Regions from separate parts of the Homo sapiens genome. Here region 2 is linked to region 1. Evidence: chromatin loops called from intact Hi-C (ENCODE). Cell type or tissue: spleen. All regions are shown on one strand.

Region 1 (8,000 bases):
AGAGAATTCTCTCGGCAATAGCAACCCAGAACACTGATGCCACTGAGAAGTACCTAAGATTGATATCTGGGCTACTTTACCATTCACTGGGTCACCAACCAAACCTCCTAAAAACCCACAAGGTAGATGTTCTGCCTTGAGTGACCCTTGAAGGCAAGAGGGGAAATGGTAAGGAAAAAAACAAATGTAGAAGAGCCTGCAGATAAAATTCTAAGCCAGAAATTAGTAAACCTGAGATATAGTTTCTGTTCTGCCCCTAATTACATATATGACATTGGGAAGTCACCTGCTTTCTTTGAATTTGTTTACAATAATATGGAGATAACAATCCCCTCCTGTCCCACCTCACAGAGCAGCTGTGGGCATGATAAGCAAAAAGACAGGTCTTAAACAGTGGAGTGATTTGTAAAGTGCAGAGCACAAACCAATCTGGGGAGTTATTATAATATGACTACCATCAGTTGGCTGGGGAGAAGATTAATGTCCACGAAACCAACAGAAAGTGAAACAGTAGATAATTAGGTGACAAATTATATGGTACAGACTAAGAAGATTATAATCTAGAAAGGGAAGTCCCTGGAATAAGTCAGAAAAACTACAGAGAAAAGAATGAACAGGATTGGAGGGTTTTGGAAAGCCATAGCCAGAGGAAAATGTATAGCTAGGGAAAAGAGGTATGAAACGCTGGACGCAGTGGCTCATTCCTGTAATCCCAGCACTTTGGGAGGCTGAGGCATGTGGATCACCTGAGGTCAGGAGTTCGAGACCAGCCTGGCCAACATGGTGAAACCCCGTCTCTACTAAAAATACAAAAATTAGCTGGGTGTGGCGGTGTGCACCTGTAGTCCCAGCTACTCGGGAGGCTGAGGCAGGAGAATTGCTTGAACCCGGGAGGCGGAGGTTGCAGTGAGCCAAGATCACGCCACTGCACTCCAGCCTGGGTGACAGGGCGAGACTCCGTCTCAAAAAAAAAAAGAGGTATGAAGAAGAGGAAAGCAACAGTACTAGAGGAGATGCTGTGTGTTGGGATGTCAAGGAGGCCACAATGGGTAGGCACGATAAGGCCAAACTGTCGGGGGAAGATAGGCAGCCGAGCAGCTGGGGCAGGACGCAGCTAGCAATAGGAACCCACTGCAGCTAACATGAGCTATGGGGAGGGCAGAGCTAGATTTTACAGCAAGCATTTATTGGGCACTAACAACATGGTAAGCACTGTCATAGGGAATGGTGACACAAAGATAGGTAAGACATAAGCCCTGCTCTCATGACTCTGCATTTGAATCCCAGCTCTTCCATTTGCAGAGCAACATGGACATCAAGGGAACACATTCTGTAATGAGACAGACCTGGTTTCAAATCCCTGCACTGACACTGCCAGATGAGTGACCTTCCACAAGTAACCAAAGCTCTTTAATTCCCAGTTTCCTCATTTGCATTGAAGAAGTAATAATTATCTTTCATAGGATCAAAAAAAAAAAGAAACTTCATATGTGCTTTTCAGGCACATGATAAATAATAACTTATTATCATTAACTAGCTTTGTGACCTTGGGTAAGTTGCTTAACCTCTCTGGGCCTCAGTTTCATCATATGTAAAACAAGACTAATTATAGCTACCTCACAAAGTTGTTGTGAAGATTAAAGAAAATTATTGGTGTAAAGCACCTAGCCTAGAGAAACAGCTCAGCAAAAGTTCCCTTTTCTTCCCTCTGTCTCTTCGTTCCTTAACCCTCCTCCTTTCCCTTCTCCCCAGACCATATGTGAGATCTCCCCTACAGCAATGCTCAGCTCCCGAAGGAGGGCAATGAGGACACAGCCAGGACCCTTACTGATTCCACTCCTAGAGAGCACCAGGCCCATTTAACCCCAAACCAAGTCTAACTTACCAACGCTTGACCACTCCTATCCAGGAACATGTTCTTTACTCACTTCTCGCCTAGTGACTTCAATTCACAAGCAAGAAGTCCTTTTTACCTGAAAGCCAAACAATTCCTCCCTGCTTACTCATTCTCCCAAGAAACTAACTAGAAGAGAAAGCATCAGTGTCTAAAATGCTGATCAGAGAGAGGAGACTGGTATTCCCAGTGCTTTAGAATGATAGGATAAAAGGAGAGGTCCTGGGCACCCTTGCTGGGAGACAGATAAATCCTACTGGCCCTTGTGCATATATGACAAGGGCAGGCAAACCTGCTGCAACTCCCAACAGTTCTGGGAATGCCTGAGAACAAGGCCCTCGGCCTGCTAGAGTTACTTAGGCATGAGGGAAAAATTAGGTATTCACTAGTAAAGGTCAACTTATAAATACCTGATTAACCCAAGCAAACACACTCTGCTCTACCTTATGTGAGAATTTACAACTGATCCGGAACAGAAGTCAAGCTGAGTACACGTTTTCAAAGCTATAACTAACAATTATTGAGGTATTTGGCAGGGTGGGGATAGGGGATTGACGGCTGGCTACAAAAGCCCATGCAAATCAGCTAAGTCCAGAGTCTCCACTGAAAGCTGCTTCTTCTGGAACAACAACCTCTGAACAAACCTACAGTGTAAATGTGACCTTGCTAGAAAGACAAGAGCCAGCCCTCCCATGAAGACCATGGGAAATGTAGAGAAGCAAGGCATACCAATTCCAAGATGCTTGCTTAATCCCAGGGAGTTCCTTTTGTGAGGAAATAATAATAATAATAATAATAATGTTGTTCTGTAGGAAGACACTAACAGATCAAGCCTGTGAAGCCATTGTCTAGACTCCCCCAGGTAGCTCTAACTGCTTTTTCCCCTGCACTCCCATCACACTTTGCAAACCATCAAGGGGAAATGAAAGAAACTATCTTTCCTTAAGCGCTTACTGTAAAGCCTTATAGAAAAGGTTTTAATCTTTTTTTTAAACAACTCTCCCAATAACCAGCTAATCCTAGTCCTATTTTATTTATAAATGAAGAAACTGAGCAACGCACTCAGTAAAGGGGCTGGGCAGAACCCAAATATGAACCTGGTCTGTCTGATTCCAAATCGTAAACTTTCTTTCAACAAATATTTTTTGAGAGCCTACTACATGCCAGGCACTACTCCTGGTGAATACATAACAGTGCATGAGACAGACAAGAACCCTATCTTTATGGGGTTTTCATTCTAAACCAAACTGCCTCCATATTTTACCACATCATGTATTTAGTAGGTAGATATCAGTATTTCTTTATCTTCAACCAGGCAGGACTCAATAAACATGTATTGAAGGCCAGACCCAGTGGCCCATAATTCCATCACTTTGGGAGATGGAGGCAGGAGGATCACTTGAGCCCAGGAGTTCGAGACCAGCCTGGGCAACACAGTGAAACCCTGCCTCTACAAAAAATAAAAATAAAATCAGTCAGGTGTAGTGGCATGTGCCTGTAGTCCCAACTAATCAGGAGGCTGAAGCAGGAGGATTGCTTGAGCCCAAGAGCTCAAGGTTGCAGTGAACCACGATCATACCATAGCACTCTAGCTGGAGTAACAGAGTGAGACCCTGTCTCCCAAAAACAAAAGAAATGAATGTAGTCCTTTCCCTCAACTCACAGGAATTCCTCTCAGCTGCTACCCAAACAGCATTCAACTGTTTATCCATTAATTTTGCATCCTTCTTCCTACCTAGGTCTGTTTATCCATTAATTTTGCATCCTTCTTCCTACCTAGGTCTAGCCATATCTTAAACCAAAAGCTTCCTTACAGTGCTAGCAAATTGGCTCCAGCCACCCACTAAGTATGACAATAATAGTATTTCATAGTTTACAAAAGACTTTCACATACATTATCTTACTTAACCCTCATAAAATTAAACAAGATAGGTATTATTCCCTTTAACACATAGGGGAACAGACAACCAGAAAGCTTAGTTTCACCACTGAGTAGAGGAACTGAGCCACAGCACAGTTCTTCCTAGTCCCAGAATGCATTATTTGCCCCTTCTCCTAAGAACATTTCATATCTATTCTCCATAGCACAGAAACCAAAAGGAATGTTGCGTCCTTATTTAGTTCAATATATTTGACTAAGCTATTTCAGGTTGCCTATGTTATCAAAACAATACAAAGCAAAAATGCATGTTTCATCCTATTGCAGTATTTATTTTGATTATTAATATTTTATGAGTTCTTCCACTAAAGGCGTTTTAACTATATTTTGTTGTTGGTTTGATTTTTTTGTTGTTGTTTTTAGGGGTTTTTTTTTTTTTGAGACAGGGTCTCACTTTGTCACCCAGGCTGGAGTGCAGTGGCATGATCTTGGCTCAATTTAGCCTCGGCCTCCCAGGCTCAAGCAATCCTCCTGCCTCTACCCCCAAGTAGCTGGGATTACAAGCACACACTACCACTCCTGGCTAATTTTTTGTATTTTTTGTAGAGACAGGGTTTCACCATGTTGCCCAGGCTGGTCTCAAGCTCCTGAGCTCAAGCGATCTGCCTGCCTCGGCCTCCCAAAGTGCTGGGATTACAAGCATGAGCCACTGTGCCTGGCCTATATTTTGTTATGTTCCAATTTGCCATTGAAGTTTAACTTTTTATGTTAAACACGAAGTATACACTATATGCACAGAAAAAGGTCTGAGATAGTTTTTCAATTGTTTTCAAGTCAGTGAGAAAAATAATTCAACTTATAGGGATGCCTTTACATGTGTTTGCCTTTGCCAGGAAAGCCTTTATCCTGTGAAGTGACATACACTGGTAGGCAGAGGTTGCAGAAAGTATAAGCCCCAAATGCAAGGTTAGTATCTTGGCATGCTCTTTGCAAAAAACCAACCAAACAAACAAAATCCAAGCACCATGGTCAACAGGCATATTCCAGCAACCAAGACGAAGCTGAGGGTTTGTCATATCACTCCAGTCCAGGGAGCATTAAGCCTAGCTCTGTAGGTTGCAAACCAACTACAAGAAAAACACAAACAAACAAACAAACAATAAAAGAAGAGGAAGAGGAGGAGAAAATAAAAATTAAAAAAAAAAAAAGATACAAACTCTAAAGCCAGATGTCCAGGAAAATAACAGCACATTCTGGGCAAATCAGAAAGACACAGGGGGCCTTATTTGAAAAACTAGCCAAGGCTTTGCCCAAAACCCTTACCCTTGCCAGTCTATCATAACACCTGAAATTCCAGCACTATAACTTCATTCTGTTCTTTAACAAATACACCCTGAGTACCAAATCTTGCAGGAGCGGGAATAGTCAGATGAGGGAGGTAGATTCATGCCTCAGTGACTTAAATATCAGACAGATTAGCGAGAGGCAGAGTAGTCTGAAAAAGCAGGGCAAGAAGTCATTCTGGCTAAAGGAACCGAAGAAGACTCTCTGGATATGAGAACTTAGCGGCTTAAAAGGATAAGAGGACATGAAATCATTTGTGCTACCTTAGGAAAGTAACCTGAAGCTAGGGAGAGACCTGGATTTGAATACTGATTTAGTTGCTTACAGCCTGTAATGACAATCAAGCAAATTATTTTCCTTTTCTGAATCTATTTCTTCACCTGCAAAATGGGCATTATGAAGCATACCTCAAAAGATAGGTGTGTAAAACACTAGCCCTGATCTGGCAAATGGTGGGACTTAAATATCTTTTCCTTATCCCTTTTTCTGGTTAGAAGAGGAACACATACCAGAGAAGGATACTCCAGGGCAATAGAAATGACTTGCCAGCTCACAGAGCAAGGCCATTTGAGGGCTACTAGAACAGACAATCAACCTGAAAAGACACCTTAAGAAGTGCAGAAACCCAGGCCACATCCAAGTCCCAGCCTAAATTTCTCCCCACCATAAAATGTTTGGCAGTCCATTTTGGACAAACATTACATCACTGTAGATTTAGTAGATTAGGAAATGGAAACCCACTCCTCAGCTCCCCAGGAAAAATAGCTCTGTGCCAACTTCTGGTACTCTAGGAGGCCGGAGCAGGACCTAGTGCAAGGAAAGTAGTGAGTCCAACTGTCAACACATTTTAATTAGTCCAACCTTAAAAGACTATAACCACAGAGATTAAAAGGAGCCCCCAGGGAAAGCCTCTGCCCTTCACACAGTTCAGCCAATTAGATATGCTCAAGTGCCCTAATTTTTATCACTGAATTCTTTGGGGAATCAGGCCTCACCAAGCTCTGACTTCTGGCTAAGAGTACAAGCATACGCTCAGCTCAGGAGGAGCAGTTAGGTGTCAGCTATAACAGAAGCAGCATAAGTATGCCTGGAGGCCCTAACACCCTTCCTGCGTAGGTAAACTGAGCTAACAGAACTGCCCTCTTGCCAGGCTCCACCCCTCACTCCAGAATGCAATCCATTCCCCAGTGGCTATACTGAACCTAATCCATACTAAAAAGCTAGTTTTGGTCCTCAGTTCAGAGGTAAACACATGGCCAGACACAGTAGCTCACACCTGTAATCCTAGCACTTTGGGAGGCCGAGGTGCGAGGATCGCTTCAGGCCAAGAGTTCAAGAACAGCCTGGGCAAATCCATCTCCACAAAAAAAAAAAAGTTTTTAATTTTTTTTTTTTTTTTTTTGAAATGGAGCTTTGCTCTTGTTGCCCAGGCTGGAGTGCAATGGCGCAATCTCGGCTCACTGCAACCTACGCCTCCCGGGTTCAAGCGATTCTCCTGCCTCAGCCTCCCAAGTAGCTGGGATTACAGACATGCGCCACCACGCTCAGCTAATTTTTTTGTATTTTTAGTAAAGACGGGGTTTCTCCATGTTGGTCAGGCTGCTCTCGAACTCCCTACCTCAGGTGATCCACCCGCCTTGGCCTCCCAAAGTGCCGGGATTACAGACGTGAGCCACCGCACCCGGCCAAGTTTTTTAATTTTTAAAAATCAGTGGAGTGTGGTGGCACCTGCGTATAGTCCCAGCTTGGAAGGCTGAGGTAGGAGGATCATTTACGCCCAGGAGTTGGAGGTTACAGTGAACTATGATCATGCCACTGCACTCCTGCCTGGGCAACACAGTGAGATTCTGTCTCAAAAAAAAAAAAAAAGTGGGAGTAACATAAACACAGTAATACTTGTGCATTAAAGGGGAGTTTTCAGAAATGGAAGTGACTTTGAGAATCAAAAGAATTGAGCTATAATGGTAAACCAGATGGCACATATGAAAATGGAGGTAAAGAGCCAGACACGGTGGCTCACGCCTGTAATCCTAGCACTTTGAGAGGCTGAGGTGGGAGGATCATGAGGTCAGGAGATAGAGACCATCCTGGCTAACACAGTGAAACACTGTCTCTACTAAAAATACAAAAAATTAGCCGGGCGTGGTGGTGGGCGCCTATAGTCCCAGCTACTCGGGAGGCTGAGGCAGGAGAATGGCATGAACCCGGGAGCCGGAGCTTGCAGTGAGCCGAGATTGCGCCACTGCACTCCAGCCTGGGCAACAGAGTGAGACTCCATCTCAAAAAAAAAAAAAAAAGAAAAAAAGAAAATGGAGGCAAAGAGACTTGTTCAAGTTAATGACAACATATTGTACTCAAAAGCCAATGAACTTTTACATTTCCCCAAGAGCTCAGACCCACTCCCTTCCAACTGGTGTAATGCCAGTGTAGCCACACTTTTCCTGTTGTCATTAAGAGTTAGAAAACAAGGCCGGGTGCAGTGGATCACGTCTGTAATCCCAGCACTTTGGGAGGCCAAGGCGGGCAGATCACCTGAGGTCAGGAGTTCAACATGAGCCTGGCCAACATGGTGAAACCCTGTCTCTACTAAAAATACAAAACTTAGCCGGGCGTGGTGGCACACGCCTATAGTCCCAGCTACTTGGGAGGCTGAGGTACAGGAATCGCTTGAACCCAGGAGGCGGAGGTTGCAATGGGCCGAGATCACACCACTGTGCTTCAGCCTGGGCGACAGAGGTAGACTCTGTTTCAAAAAAAAACGAGAGTTAGAAAACAAGATTATAAGGAAGAGTGAGAACCTAGGAGAACAGGGTACTAAAGAGAGAGGGATAAACCAAAGAATTGCAAAGAACAGATCATCAGACAATTCAGAGGAGAAAAACC
Region 2 (8,000 bases), 58 kb before region 1:
TCTAAAGCTCTCCTAGGGAGAGACTGAAACTTTGACTCCCCTTACTTCTGAAGTTCAATGCTATTAGAATTTCTCTAACAGGCCGGGCGCGGTGGCTCATGCCTGTAATCCCAGCACTTTGGGGGGCCAAGGCAGGTGGATCACTTGAGGTCAGTAGTTCGAGACCAGCCTGACCAACATGGCAAAACCCTGTCTCTACTAAAAATACAAAAATAAATTAGCTGGGTGTGGTGGTGGGCACCTGTAAACCCAGCTACTCGGGAGGCTGAAGCAAGAGAATCGCTTGAACCCAGGAGGCGGAGGTTGCAGTGAGCCAAGATCGCCCCACTACATTGCAGCCTGGGCAACAAAGCAAGACTCCATCTCAAAAAAAAAAAAAAAGAATTTCTCTAACAGACTCAAGATCCTAGGTGAAGTTAAAGGTAGGGGGGGACACCAACAGCCAACAGTAAGAGCTCATGCTGAAGGGATGTCCCAAGCTCTATAACAAAAGTGATCATGAGAGAAGGTTCTGGAGCTAGAATGTGGTGGAAGCTAGAAACACTTCTAGACTTAGCCAAATGGAAAATTGTGGAGGTTTCCTCCTCCAGTGGATGAGCTTATATACATATAAACTTGAGCATTCACCTTGAGAGCTCAAGCAGAGTGAACCCTGGGACTAAGAGTGACATTGAAGGACTGCCATCATCCTCCCTCAATGAACCACTGTGACTTATGGAGAATCAGGTTCTTGTGGCTACAGTAAATACAGAAACCACATTCTGTGAAAGATCCATTTTTAAAAGCCATACTGTGCAACACCAACAGAAGCTAAAAATGGGGCCCGCTAGCAGGCCAATAAGATTCTTTAGTTCTCTACTTGGAACTAAGCCTGACCCCTTTGGATTGAATAAGCCCTTAGAGTTTTTGAATACTTCATAAAGAGAAAGAGGGAAGAAGAACAGCCCCAAGGGAAACATATTAAATTTCCAGATAATTTCACACTCATTCCAGATATTTTATTATTATTATTATTATTATTATTATTGAGATGAAGTCTCGCTCTGTTGCCCAGAATGGAGTGCAGTGGTGTCATCTCGGCTCACTGCAACTTCTGCCTCCTAGGCTCAGGTGGTCCTCCCACCTCAGCCTTCCAAGTAGCTAGGACTACAGATGCATGCCATCACACCCAGCTAATTTTTGTATTTTTTGTAGAGATGGGGTTTTGCCATGTCACCCAGGCTGGTCTTCAACTCCTGGACTCCTCGGCCTCCCAAAGTGATGGGATTACAGACGTGGTCCACTGCACCCAGCTGCAGAGATTAATTTTAATATTGAAAAAAGATCTGATCTTATTTGTACTCCAAGCTAATGAGATATGAGATATGTCATATTCACTGTACTTTAATTTTTCCAAAATACTCTACACCATCCCACCCATTGGGTTCTAATTACCCCTTCTGAAGCCACAAAGAAAAACAAGTTGGTTTTCTCTGCCAAAGAACAGCCTTTCAAGGATATGAAGCCAGTGATTACATTTTCACTTCAGGGCATCCAGTCTTGGCTCCTTCAACCTCTCCTCAAAGGATTGGATTTCAAGGCCACTCTCCATCTCCAGACTATCTATGTTGCCTCTATAGTGCCAAGTCCAGAATGGGCTGCAGCCACTACTAAGGTCACTCTCAGAACATATGAGACTATCATCTCTTCTCATTTTCTATGTTTCTATTCCAGTTATGTGAGCCTAGGAGCCGTCCTTTTTTCAGATACTATATCATACTGGTAACCTTATTATAAGACTCTCTAGTCTACCCTATTCTTTGCAGGCCTGGAGAAGCAAAGGCTGAGCAAAAGGCACGTTGTTCTGCCTTCTTTGGGTCCTGGAACTGTAGGGGTACTGAGATGGCTATCTCATTCCTCCCCACTGCCTATCTCTGGGCCTCTTGCTCCCCAACACCCCTCCTAGTGCTTAGATTGTAAGTCTATGTCATCTTAGTCCTTAATGCACTTGTCCACTAGGACAAGAGAGGCAATGGCTTGACCACAAATTGAGAGATGAAAGGTAGCACAGCTCAGAAGAATGTGGACTCTGCAGTCACACAGCATGGATTCAAATGCTGGTTCTATTACCATGGGGCCCCACACAAGTCACTTAACTTCTCTGTCTTTCAGTTTTCCTCTTTGTAGAATAAGGATAACAAAAGTACCTACTGATGAAAATGTTCTATATCTTGATTGTAGGGGAGAGGTTACGCAGGCATATACTACATTTGTCAGAACTCGAACTGAGCACTTAAAATGAGTATATTATATGTAAATTATATCTCAATAAAGTCCATTTGAAAAGTTAAAAGAATTATAGTAACTACTCATGGATGATTGTGAAGATTAAAAGAATTGTAAATACCTCAAAAAGTTCCAGAAAACTTAGTAAGCATTCAATAAATGTTACCTATGTATAATGTAGTTAGTTCTCAATGATGCACACAATCTCTGTCTTGTGATTGCTGCTAGGGAATAAGGGAGGCATCTGAAGACTCAAAGGCATCCTCAGTTAGCCCAGGTGTGGTATTTTCACAGACATTTAATTACAGACCTGGTTTTCACCAGATAAAATACCATAGTTACAATCCATACTTCTTCCACGCTCCAGCCAAGGTTGCATTTAACACTGGGAAAATCGAACCACAGGAATCATCATCAAAGCCAAAGATGTCCAGTGAAACTGGGAGGAATCTGCTTTCGTTAGTCTTCTTCTGGCTTAGACCATGCAGTTTTCCTGGGCCAACTTTGTTTTTTATTTACTCCTTCACTAAGTCTTCCCAGAATGTCTACTGTGCCCTGATGTCCAGAAACTAGGAAGGTGACAGAAAGAAAAGAAACCAGGTTTCCTGGTTACTTCAGCCTCACCAACTTCACAATCTACAGGCATTACAAACATAAACTGATATCAGAGACAGCAGGGTATAATGAAGAGAGCACCTTGCAGGGAGTTGGAAGACCAGTGTCTAGCCTCACCTGACACTAGTCACCCAACCTTGAACTAGTCCTATGCCCATGGTGGGCCTCAGTTTCCCCATGTATAAAATGAAGGGCTAAGGGTACACAATCTCACAGTCTTTGGCCTTACAATGGTAGAAAAACACGGGTAAGATGACTTGTTTCAGGCTCTCAGCCCTATGAGAAATCTCAGGACAAGCCAAGAGAGCCAATTTAAAAGATGAATTGATTTTGTCTTAGATGCAGAATGCAATGAGGGGAGTGTCTCATTGCTGCAACTGCAGCTGCGAAAAGATGACAGTAATAATCTGTAGAGATCCCTTTCAGCTGCTATTACAGGGAACAGGTTCTTTTCCATTTGCTCACCTTGCACTGCCCCACAGGGCCAAACCTGCAAACCAAGGAGTTAGGATGCCAAGGGTGGCTCATTTCTGGCATTTCCTCCCTACTCATTCCTTGGGTCAAGCCCAGGGACTTAGAAGAGCACTGTGAGGTGAAGGGCAAAGCAGGCAAAGATAACATCTGTGCTCTGTTCTCTCTCAAAGTCAGCTACTGCACTGCATGTTTGAAGGGCTATGGGCCTGGGAGATACACAAAACAGTGAATTATGGAAGAGAAACTTATTTAGTTTATGGAAGTACACAAGATAGTTGTACACAATCATCTACTTTTGATTTGGGCATCAGTGTACCAAGGTACTGATGTAATGAATTGAATTGTTCAATTCTACAATTTTTGAGACTCTAGTCTCCCTCATACCCTGTGCTTGCTAAAGAGAGGTGAAACTAACTCAGCCTCTTGCTCTTAAGAGGTTCAAGATGTGGAGAGTGAAGCAGACAGCTAAGTGAATAAGACTATATAAAAGGCTGTACAAAGTGCTATGGAGGCACAAAGTGGGCATGACAACCTCCAGAGAGAAGAGATCAAACTGGGCCTTCAAGGATGAGGGAACAGAAGGTACAAAGACTCAAGATATGAAAAAGCCTGTCAGCCTTCAGGAAAAGGAAGCAGAGTTGGAACACAAGATGGGTGAGTGTAGCAGCCTTGTTTTATTTGGGACCCCACTTCTCAAATGAGACTGCAAAGTCTCCAGAAGAAAAGAGGAGGAAAAAAAAAAAGAGTGCTGAAAAGCTATTGAAGACACAAAAACATGTTACACTTCCTCTTCCACCATTCCCTGGATTCTGCCTTATACACAGACCCCTCTCCCACCCCGTACACAACCCTGACAACTCTGTGAAAGAAAAAAGTCTCTCCACTCTAATGTCAGTAGCTCCAGAATCTCCAGATGATGAGGCAGGGCTTCTACGGGAAAGAGAGAAAAGAGAATCTTAGGTCCCTGGAAAAGGGACATTAAGTACTAACTTACAAAGATCCAACCAACTTCAGTAGCCACGCAATTTAGAAAGGCTGAGGGAGGCTCTTTCCACCACTCAAGCCAAGCCCCAATGCCTTTTTCATTCAAACTCATTTCTAATGAGCCATCCCCATCTTCCGTCTTCCTGAGAATGCTGTGGGAACTGGATTAAGAAAAGCAGCCCACCAAATTTAGAGCTAACTTACTCTTTAAAAATGACTCCAATTATAGTTATAATGTTGCCTCACATTAGACACAAAAATACATTGTAGACGGCGGGCGGCGGGGAAGAGAGAGAGACTCTAGGTTATCTACCAAACAGGATATATTCCTGAGCCTCAGCCATGTTGAGAATCCTTAGATTACTGACACAGGGAGGCAAGGCAAATAAGTCAAGGTAGACAAGGCCAAAGAGGCCATGGAAACAAGATGACATGCAAGATCTGAAGTCTGTAACTACATTGGGAAACAGCTGGATGAGAGAGGGAAACATGGACTTTAGAGTTGGACCTAAACTCTAACCCCAAACCACTACTTACTTGTTTACTTAGTTCACTAAACTTCAGTCTCCTCATCTGTAAATTAGAATAAAAGTACTTACTTTAGAGCATTACAGGGAGTATTAAATGAAATAAAGAATACAAATCACACAGCCTGAGGCACACAGTCCATGTTTCAATAACCTAACTTCCCTTCCCTTTAACCAGGGCCACAATGTTGCACTGTTGCACAATTGGGGAAACGTGGTCCCATTCACAACACAGCCCATGTGAACAACACACCTAGGACTTAGGCAATTTACAGTCCAAGATAGCCAGCCGCTAAGACTTTTGTCTATAAGCAGTATCAGAATCCAGAAAAACACAGCTAAAATACCACCTTAGGTGTACTCAAGACAATGGATGGGTGTGAGAACACATGATCAATTGTAATAAATATGAGACACCAAGGACACAAAGCTCTGAAAACAGAGGCAACTTCACCTCAGCCAAAAAGCTCCTTCTATGTTTTCTACTGGGGACAAAAGCCAATCTCTGGACCCCAATAACCTCAACTCTGTAGAGGAGCCTGTCTTAGTCCATTCAAGCTGCTATGACAAAAATACCATAGACAGGGCAGCTTAAACAACAAACTCATTTTTCACAATTCTAGAGGCTAGGAAGTCCAAGACCAAGGTGCCAGCAGATTCAGTGTCTGGCGAGGGCCCGCTTACTGGTTCATAGATGGCTGTCTCCTTTCTGTGTCCTCCCACTGCAGAAGGGGCAAGAGAGATCTCTAGGGTCTCTTTTCTTTTCTTTTTTTTTTTTTTTTTTTTCCTTTGAGACAGAGTCTTGCACTCTTGCCCAGGCTGGAGTGCAGTGGAGCGATCTCGGCTTACTGCAAGCTCCACCTCCTGGATTCATGCCATTCTCCTGCCTCAGACTCCCAAGTAGCTGGGACTACAGGTGCCCGCCACCACGCCCGGCTGATTTTTTGTAATTTTAATAGAGACGGGGCTTCACTCTGTTAACCCTGATGGTCTCGATCTCCTGACCTCGTGATCCACCCGCCTCAGCCTCCCAAAGTGCTGGGATTACAGGCGTGAGCCACCACACCCAGCCCTCTGGGGTCTCTTTTCTAAGGGCACTAATTCCATTCAAGAGGGCTCTGTCCTAATGACCTAATCACCCACCAAAGGCCCTGTGTCTGTTGTACCAAACCCTGTTAACTTCCATAGGGAAGGCAGCAGGTTTAAGAGGCCAAAGAAGAGACCTAGAGCCAGCAAACAAGACACAGGGTTTTATTAGGGGCTTACATACACGGAAGAGAGTCCAGTGGTGGTGGGCTGGACAAGAGAACTGCCTTATGTACAGATATGGTCCAGTAGTGGCGGGCTGAACAAGGTATCTGCCTTACATACAGTCCAGTCGCAGCAGGCTGGACAGGAAAACCACACAGCCCAGGAGCAACAGGCCGGGCAGGAAAATCGCAACCGCTTGTAAACAGCGTGCAATTTACATAGCATTTTCACTTAACACCCTCCTCTTAATGGCCTCATCTGGCAGCCTTCATTCAACTCAAAACCCAGGGCCTCAATCCCCTGTATGGCCCGTGTTCCACAGGGTAGGCTAGGGCTCAGATATTACTTATAGAAAAGGAACGAAATCTCTGGATTGGCCACTCCCAGATTCCCTAGCTTGGAACATGCATTCAGGTGTGTCTGCCATACAGTGTCATTCTAAGGGAATGCTTGTTATTGCTCTCAGGTCCATTTACCCTACAACCTCCTAATACCATCACATTAGGGGTTAGGATTTTAATGTATGAAATGTAGAGGGACACAAACATTCAGTCTATAGCAGATCCCCATTTATCATGGATCTGGTAAGTGTGAAGCCAGGGATAAGAACACTGCAGGTTTTCATCTGAGGTCCATGTCCTGTCGGCTTGACAGATGGACCAAACACTCAAGGGCAGGCAGTTTTTCTAAAGGTGTTAAGTCCTATCACATGGGACCCAAAAAACTGAGTCCAAGATCTAGGGTGAACTTAGCACCCTGGTTACCAAGGAGTGACATCACTACTCCTTACTGAGTTTATCCAGGGCAGGTAAGGACCACGTCTTATTGTTTTTTATGTTCCCAGAACCTAGCACACTGCATGATATAACCCAGCAGTTGTAAATGATTGCTGAATAAATGAACTGACATGGACATGGCTTTATCCTTATTGCCTGGCCTGTAAGCCTTTGCATACTCTTCCAGCTGCCTAGCATTACCTTTCTTAACCCTTACTTATTTTCTCTCAATTTTCAGATCCAACTTAAATGTCACCTCCTCAGCTAATGTCAGGTCTTTCCTAACACCCTAAACAATATTAAGTTCCTCTGATATATGCACCCTCCCATCACATCCCTTATTTGCACTTCATGACATTCATCAGACTTCATTATGATTATTTTGTTCATTTTTGCCTTCCCTACTACACTGCAAGCTCTAGGAGAGCAGGAACCATATCTATCTTGTTCATTATTCTGATTAGCAGGGCCTAGTACAGTACCTGGCAGAGAGGCAGTGTCCTGTATGTTAAAAGAATGATTGAATACATGAATGAATGACAGAGCTCCAGCCCAAAATGATTCTGGAGTAAATGGAGATTCAAAACTGTCTGCTCGGCCCTAAGGTAGCCACAGTTACTTTTTTACTAGAACCTTAATAGAGCCTCCAAATGCCCATGCATGGAAGATGACAGCAGATCTGGCAAACAATAGAATGAAAAACAATTTGTATGATAGGAAGTAGGAAGAGATAAAATGGGATGAAGCAGGAACCCTAATTCTGAATGCCTTGTACGCCAAGCTAAGAAATATGGTTGATTAACCTGCAGGACAGCCACTATCTGACTTGGGTTCACTAAGGTCACATGGACCTGTACAGTAGGCACCATCCTGCTACACTGAGCTCCCTTTGTTGCCCACAGCCTGATAGGCCTTATTCCCCTCCCTTCATGTTTGCCCCCATTTTCCTGAGCTATATGAGATAATTCAATAATACAAGTGTCCCCAAAGATAGCATGGTTAAATTATCCTAGCCCAATTTTACTATAGAAAGTTATAAACAGGGAAGCTGTCATTTTCGAAAGACAAAGTCAGAAGGCCTGGATTTTAGTCTTGCCAGCTGTGTAAC

What was found. Peaks named below come from ENCODE experiments on the same cell type or tissue, not always from the same donor. Only the 100,000 strongest peaks of a DNase experiment are listed, where the experiment ranks them.
Region 2: it touches region 1 in a loop (2.0-fold over the local background); 7 of 110 quality-filtered maps call a loop at or near these places.

Annotation. Positions count from the first base shown.
Region 1 is chr11:3,871,938-3,879,937 of GRCh38, reverse strand. All of the region lies in intron 1 of STIM1 (stromal interaction molecule 1), which reads right to left. Among named protein-coding and RNA genes, the nearest start is that of PPIAP40, 18 kb to the left of the region's middle. In spleen, no CTCF peak of the experiment used is centred here; no DNase peak of the experiment used is centred here; H3K4me3 peaks cover 470 bases; H3K27ac peaks cover 4,332 bases.
Region 2 is chr11:3,930,318-3,938,317 of GRCh38, reverse strand. The region is part of intron 1 of STIM1 (stromal interaction molecule 1); the gene reads right to left. Among named protein-coding and RNA genes, the nearest start is that of PPIAP40, 41 kb to the right of the region's middle. In spleen, no CTCF peak of the experiment used is centred here; no DNase peak of the experiment used is centred here; H3K27ac peaks cover 562 bases.